Regions from separate parts of the Homo sapiens genome. Here all the other regions are linked to region 3. A link is an interaction called in ENCODE POLR2A ChIA-PET data of the cell type or tissue named here. Cell type or tissue: GM12878. All regions are shown on one strand.

Region 1 (2,500 bases), 230 kb after region 3:
TCTCTTGGTCCCTGGGTAAAATACCTTCCTTCCCATGCCTAGATTTACCCTCCCAAGTCCCGTTGAGGTTCACTCCCTTCTATGTTGGAAAGGACCTACACCTCTGAGTCCTAGATAGAGACATTTATTCATGGAAAGAGCACAAGCTTTTGAATTTGATAAACTAGATTCCAATTAAACTGTGGCAGTCACCAGTTTGGGCAGGTTATGTAACAGAATATCCATATCACAAGTATAATTGTGTAAAAGAAAATCATGATATCTACACACAGGATGTTAGAAGGAGTGAGAGAGAAGTTATATAAAGTATTGTTCTGTCTGAAGTGAGTGGTTTCACAATATGTGTTATTTCCCTTCTTTACATCCTCCTTCCTACTAAATTCAGTCCACCATTAACTCGGGTCTCTGAATCCCACTCAAGTCACCATTTGCCCATAAATCAGTGAAACCCGAAGACTCCCTCTCTGTGGTCAGCCAGTCAGCTTCCCTCAGCACCAAGATTTTGCCTCCACAAATGCTCCACTCGGTCAGGAATAGAGACAAATTTTCCTCAAATACAGAGACTACAGACACCATTGCTGCCTCACATTTTCCAATGCAGGATCTCATAATCCTAAGTCCAGGCAGTCTTGGGGCACGCCTAAATGACAAATCCTGCTGTGTCTTTGGAGAAATTCATATCTTCAAAAATAACCCCATGCTCACTTTGTCCTATCGCTGGTAGTAAATGTACACTTTATCTCCTCTTTCTCTCCTCTCTCCTCCTCTTCCAGGCTTAAGCCTGTAGGATGGGGATTGGATTGTCCTCATCTCATCACTAAAAGATAAATGGGAATGCAACATAGCTTTCTTTCCCAAGAGAGAGGAAATGTTGATGAAAGATTGTGTCCAAGATCATAGAGATCACCATCCCCCATACCCCAGCCCAAGGAGAGCCTGTTCCCAGAGTGGCGGCTCTGGAGAGCAGCTGCCCTGCACTTACCGGGAGAGTCTCTGCCCTCAGCCAGTAGGGAGCTCAGCATCGCCAGCATCAAGGTGACAGTTGCTACCCGAAGGTCTCCGGGGATCCGCAAAGCCTTCTTCCAAGACATAACTGAGACGAAGGGAAAAGCAGTGGTAGTCAACACAGCTCGGACCTGATGGATCTGATGTACCTGGCAGAAAGAATAAAAACCTGTGGATGTTTCCGTGAGTGGCAGGATTGGATGGTCCCTCGGAAAAGAACCAATCAGCACTGGAGCTGAAGGACCTCATCTGTCTCTGGGCAGACATTTTTTTTGTGAAGGTTCTCAATCCAGTGCCTGGCACTGTGACGTCTTCAAATTGTACTGGATGAACATCTGAGGTGAAAATTTCCTCTCGATTATAGAAGAGCTGAAGAACGAATGCCTCGGGGATTTTGAGAGGCAAAAGAAAAAAATGCGATTCAACAGTAAACATCTCTGTAATATTGTTAAAAACCAGTTGTTATTATACTTGGGATTTTTAATAAAGCAAATTAGGTGGGGATCATATTTCAGGGGAGAGAAAATTGCTGTCACAGAAATTTTTACTGCTGTTGTCTTAGACACGCTGAAGAGCCTTAAGTCCTGGGGAGAAGAGCAAAGTTCTTAGAAGGAAATAATGGTAAGTTGCAGTTCCACCACTAATGTGCTTTAGAAGAGTCAACAAATTACTGAATTTATTTTTGCCCCAGGCTTCTCTTTATAAAATGTGGGTCATGTTTCATGCATTTTACATCTAGATCTTCACATGTACAAATTTAAGATTAATTTGTCTTGTTTAATATTACAAAAGTCTCCTCAACTGTTATGTGTAACTATCAGGTTAATATGTGGAACAAGAAAACAAGCCAAAAAAAAAAAATTGATACCCACCCCTGCTGGTAAATGATTCTTCATTATGCAAGAACATATTGTATTTATGCTCTTCTAGTGAAAGTATTTGAAAAGTTAATTAAGTTGACATTTCTTTTTTAAGTTCTTCAGCTGTTTAAATCCTCCCTGAACCATGAAATGATGCATCTGATATCAGCAAAGGCACAATACACAGAATTTTACAGTATTCGGATGCAGTCATGTTTCGTTTTGAAGAGAGAGCACAAAACCTGTGGAGAAGCATTTCCTGGGTCCTGAATAGTACTAATGATGGAGAAAGTGTTTAGAGTCACAGAGTGTACTGTGCCAGCCCTAAACATTAAATCCCAAATGGCAGAGGTATCAATGTGTTTTTTTTTCAATTCTATTTTTTTAACAGTTCCTCATGGACATATCTACATCAATGTGTTTTTATAAATAAACATAACTTATCAGGCTCCTCTTGACAGTGACTAGGGGCAATACTAATGGTTATAAAGCAATTAGAACAACGCCTGGCAAACATTACTTCTGACCTCAACCAAGACAATAAATATCTCCACTTCTCTTCTTCTCTCCCTTTCTCTCTTTCTTTTCCCAAAATGTTAGGTTCTGCTTTTAAAGTAGAGAATACAATCTAAAAT
Region 2 (2,500 bases), 150 kb after region 3:
CCCAGCTACTCTGGAGCCTGAGGAGGGAGGATCACTTGAGCATAAGTGGCAGAGGTTGCAGTGAGCCTCGATCACACCACTGAGCTATAGACTGGGTGACAGAGCCAGGCCCTACCTCAAAAAGAGAAAAAAAGTCTCTTTCAATGAATCTCATAGTGCTAAGGTTCTGTGCAAGCTTTAGAGATTTCTGGAAATGATGACAACATAGCTGGGGAAAAATAGAAACTGGAGGAAGAGGTAAGCAGACATGGCTAGTTAAGGAAAGCTGAGGGCATGATGGGTGAACCTAGGAAATTTAGGACAAGACCCCAGTAAGACAATGAGTTCCCAAGACTTGCCCATTGACTTTCAGCCCTATGAGACGTGAACAATGTTCACATCATCTCGGTAACCCCACACAGAGTATATAGTTTGAACATTATTAAATTTCTGATAGTTGATTATTTTTGACTTAAAAAATAGAATTTCATATAATTTATACATTAGTTAAATCTCTTCTGTCATGTCTAGTTAGAGCACATAGGAGATGCAAGAGAAACAAGTACAGAAAGGTTAAAAAAGATTCATAATGAACACGAACCTGGGCTAGTTTTTCAGAGGATGCCTTAAGTTCTTTAGGCACCAAAGAATACCTCATAAATGCTCTGTATCTGTAAGGTGACTCCAAGTATTAACAATCTCAGCTTCAGTTCCAGGGACTTTTCCCCACAAGAAAGGAAGAGCACTAAGTATAACTTCTGTCAGAGAACCTACATACACTACAGGGATACAGGCCTTATAAACATTGGAGTTCAGCAAGAAAAGAAAGGAGATAATGGGGAGGCCACTGGGTCCATCCTCACATATGAGGACTATGGCCAACACCAAAGGTCCTGTGGGGAACCTAACACTGGATCGTCTAGGAGAGACCCTTTGAATTCCCTTGACTCCCACAAAATTTTCAGTAAGAACCTCCTTTTGTCTGACATAAGTCAACATAATAAAGGGAAGTGCTGTATGGGGAATTTATTTTAGAATCCTTATTTCTAAATCCTCTAAAGACCCTGAGGACATGTGATGCAAAGGTTTTATTGGTGGAGATTTGAAAAGAAATGATTTGTGCAAAGGCCCCTTACACAAGTCTCATGAAGAGGGCAAGTACCCAAGCTCCTTTTATGGAGGAAATAATTTGGGATCCAATGATAAAGATGGGCAATCTCTGAAGAAAACGTCACAATTTCTTAAGGGACATGGCCTGGGCACAATGTTAACAAAACTCCCTATTTTCCCCACCCCATAGTAGCTCAGCACCCGCAATGTGCACTTACGTCGGGTGTCCCCAGACAAAGCCAGTGGGGAGCTCAGCACCATCAGTGTCACTGTCAGCGCTGTCATGCAGGAGCCTCCAGGGAGCTTCAGACACACCATGCTGGAGAACAGGACAGGACCAGGGGCCAGAGAAGCAGGCAAGTCTCACTCAGGGAGAACTATGAACCCCTCCACCCACATTCCAAGTTATAGGGAGGAAGTTACTGATTTCCTTGCTCCTGGGTTGGGTAATCTCGTGTTGGAGAACCAATCAGCATCTGAGTTCAATAGCATCATCAGTTGCTGGTCAGAGATGCTGTATGAAGGTCCTCTTCTGAAACAGAATTTCCTTCTTTAAAGGATTGTTTTAATTTAGCACTTGGAAGGTTTGAACCAGTTGCATGTAAAACACCTTAATTGGGGAGCTATTGTAGCCAGCTCTGTGCTGGTCAGTGATGTGTTCACAAGTTTGAGCCTTGTAAGAGCATTCATTTCCCACTTGACAAGACAACTATTTGCAGGAGTGAGTGTGAGTGTGTTTAGGAGTAAAGGAGATGGAGGGAACATGGCCGCAAATCAGGAGACCTTTAATCTGGTCCTTATTGCACCATATCTTAATGTTGTAGATTTGGGAAAATTACGTCATGTCTCACAGTTGAAATGAAGGCACCATGATCTTTCAGGTCTTTCAACACTAGAAAATGTGATTCTGTGGATGCCTCAAGGAGCAGCAGCTCCGGGTATCTGATGATATGACAGAATGACAGCTGTTGACCGGAGAGCTTAATCTGTACCTATTTACAGGTAGAGATGTCTGTAATAAGTTAAAGGAAATTGAAAGTTAGTTAATAATTTAATCTGAGTAAAAAGAGTTTTTTCAAGTGTGTCTCCTGATGCTGCCCCCAAGTTTAGTGTCATCTCCAGAACACACACAGGCAAGGGGCTTGCAGGGGCCACCTATGTGCAATGGAGAGTCCGAAGTTGCTTTTGTATAGCACTTACCCTATCAATGTGTTAAGGTCAACTGTGTAATCAAAGTATGCAGGGGGCTGAGATGATCGATCAAGGACTCAAAGTCAGCTGTTGACAGAACAACTCTGTTTTACCATAATTAATATTTTATGTCGAGTGTTCAATCCCTCATTCTTGGCTCCCATTATGATTTCCTCCTTTGTTTAAGGCTATGGCCCTTTAGTATTCCACTTCTCTTGTT
Region 3 (2,500 bases):
GTATCTTCAGAAACAAGAGAGTCGAAGTCTCCTAATTTTCAGGACTGTCTATGTTGAACATCAAAATATATTCTTTAGAGCAGATCTTTAATAATCATATGACAAAAGAAAAACTTTCATAATCTTATGACATGAGGGAAGGAATATTAAAGCCGTTCTGTGGGTTATTATCTCTAACGTTCCCAATAGAATAGGCTTTGCCAGCTGGGTGTGGTGGCTCATGCCTGTAATCCCAGCACTTTGCGAGGCCAAGGCGGGCAAATCACGAGGTCAGGAGTCTGAGACCAGCCTGACCAACATGGTGAAACCCCGTCTCTACTAAAAATACAAAAATTATCCGGGCATGGTGGTGGGCGCCTGTAATCCCAGCTACTCAGGAGGCTGAGGCAGGAGAATCGCTTGAACCCGGGAGGCGGAGATTACAATGAGCTGAGATCACGCCACCAACTCCAGCTTGGGCGACAGAGCAAGACTCCGTCTAAAAAAAAAAAAAAAAAAAAAAAGAATAGGCTTTGCCCACTATACTCTCTCATATTCATTGACCTGAATCCTCAAATGAGGTGTGTCCATTAGTCAACTCCAATCTCTTGTCATATATAAGATGGTAGAGATGAGAAGAAGGTAGCTCCTTTACAGCCCACTATTTCCACTAACTACTACCTGTGTTTCAAGATACAGCCTTTCATCCTTCTCCAGTGTTGAGAGTGTTGAACCTCAGAGTTTCTCCTCTCATTTTCTCTAAATGAGATACAATGCCAGCCATCCCAAGCTCTTGGCCTGAGTTGATCATCTTGAAGTCTAGGACTCCAAGAAGCATGAAAGAGCTTCTTTAGTGAAGCTATGTCCTCAGTACTGCCAAAATTCAGACAATCTCCATGGCCTGACAATTTACCTTCTATTTGGGTAATTTATTGTCCCTTACGCAAACTCTCCAACTGTCATTGCACAGACATATGATCTGTATTTAGCTCTCACTTTAGGTGTTTCCATTGATTCTATTCTCACTAATGTGCTTCAGGTATATCCCTGTCTAGAAGTCAGATTGGGGTTAAAGAGTCTGTCCGTGATTGACTAACAGTCTTAAATACTTGATTTGTTGTTGTTGTTGTCCTGTTTGTTTAAGAACTTTACTTCTTTATCCAATGAACGGAGTATCTTGTGTCCTGGACCCTTTGCAAGAACCCTTCCCCTAGCAACAGATGCGTCATCTCAAAATATTTTTCTGATTGGCCAAAGAGTAATTGATTTGCATTTTAATGGTCAGACTCTATTACACCCCACATTCTCTTTTCTTTTATTCTTGTCTGTTCTGCCTCACTCCCGAGCTCTACTGACTCCCAACAGAGCGCCCAAGAAGAAAATGGCCATAAGTGGAGTCCCTGTGCTAGGATTTTTCATCATAGCTGTGCTGATGAGCGCTCAGGAATCATGGGCTATCAAAGGTAGGTGCTGAGGGAATGAAATCTGGGACGATAGACTACGAAGCATTGGAGAAAAGACCTATGGACATTTGGAAGATAATGTGTGGAGTGAAAGAATAGTGTGACAGGTATTATGTGGTCTCGACAGAAAGTATAACAAATTGTGGTTTGGTGGAGTTCTTCCCTCACCACAAACTGAAGTAAGTCAAATTTGGTTTAGAGGGTCAAAACTGAGTTGTGTATTGATGAATAGCAAGGTCCTGCTACAAGCCAAACTGGGGGTGGGGGTGGGGGTGGGGGAGGAAGAATATTTTCTGGCAAGCATTAACAAGTTATATTTCTGGGCTTTAATTATTCTTTCTGGAAAATTAGTAAAATTAAAAACTAAAAACCACACATAGTTTTGCTAGAATTAAATGAAAAAAAAAAAGTTATTAGCCCTGTTCTTATCTGAATACATGATACAGTAGTTATTTTTTGGAGTGTAAATCCTGTCGGTATATATTGAGCACATATATTGTGTTGAAGATTACTAGAAGGAAAAGTCATCAAAAAGCAACAATTTACCCCAGGAAAAGGGGAGGGAAGGCATGCTGATATGAGTTGCCTCATGGGACAGTGATAGCCATTCCCTGCCTTCCCATCTCCATGGTACAGCAGATCTTATATCATGTTAACTTAGTAATATTTCCAAGAGAGTAGAAAAATAAGTAAGGAAATGGGGAATCTGATATTATTCTCTCTCATCTCCAGAGCAACATTGGTGCTGTTGTAAAGATGTACTGTAGAAAAGTATTCTTCACCCAGCGTGACCCCCACAGAAGGTGTCAGGTAGACTTGAAATAAGCAAAGTAATAACCCAGCTCCCATACCCATAGTGGCAATTGTAGATTTCTATTGCCCCAAAAGAGCCATACATAGGGATACTTACCTAGAAAGACAGAGGATCTTCCCTTGGTTTGTGAAGAGGCAGCTAGTATATTTGTGTGTGTTTGCATAGATGCAAACGGTAAATAAATTCCTAGGTTTATCAATACACAGTCAAACATTAAAATCTCTCATCTTGGCTGGGCACGGTG

What was found. ChIA-PET counts read pairs that join two places held together with the same protein. Peaks named below come from ENCODE experiments on the same cell type or tissue, not always from the same donor. Only the 100,000 strongest peaks of a DNase experiment are listed, where the experiment ranks them.
Region 1: POLR2A ChIA-PET joins it to region 3 with 16 read pairs; 4 of 35 experiments call an interaction of 5 or more read pairs at or near these places.
Region 2: POLR2A ChIA-PET joins it to region 3 with 23 read pairs; 3 of 35 experiments call an interaction of 5 or more read pairs at or near these places.

What each region holds. Positions count from the first base shown.
Region 1 is chr6:32,665,517-32,668,016 of GRCh38, forward strand. It overlaps HLA-DQB1 (major histocompatibility complex, class II, DQ beta 1), which reads right to left and starts at 1,141. Exons shown (of 5, transcript NM_002123.5): 1 at 983-1,141. The coding sequence starts at 1,091. In GM12878, no CTCF peak of the experiment used is centred here; a DNase peak (open chromatin) is centred at 1,235; H3K4me3 peaks cover 600 bases; H3K27ac peaks cover 2,373 bases.
Region 2 is chr6:32,588,336-32,590,835 of GRCh38, forward strand. It overlaps HLA-DRB1 (major histocompatibility complex, class II, DR beta 1), which reads right to left and starts at 1,513. Exons shown (of 6, transcript NM_002124.4): 1 at 1,308-1,513. The coding sequence starts at 1,407. In GM12878, no CTCF peak of the experiment used is centred here; a DNase peak (open chromatin) is centred at 1,506; H3K4me3 peaks cover 1,315 bases; H3K27ac peaks cover 2,458 bases.
Region 3 is chr6:32,438,591-32,441,090 of GRCh38, forward strand. HLA-DRA (major histocompatibility complex, class II, DR alpha) reads left to right here and starts at 1,297. Exons shown (of 5, transcript NM_019111.5): 1 at 1,297-1,442. The coding sequence starts at 1,361. In GM12878, no CTCF peak of the experiment used is centred here; a DNase peak (open chromatin) is centred at 1,211; H3K4me3 peaks cover 1,730 bases; H3K27ac peaks cover 2,500 bases.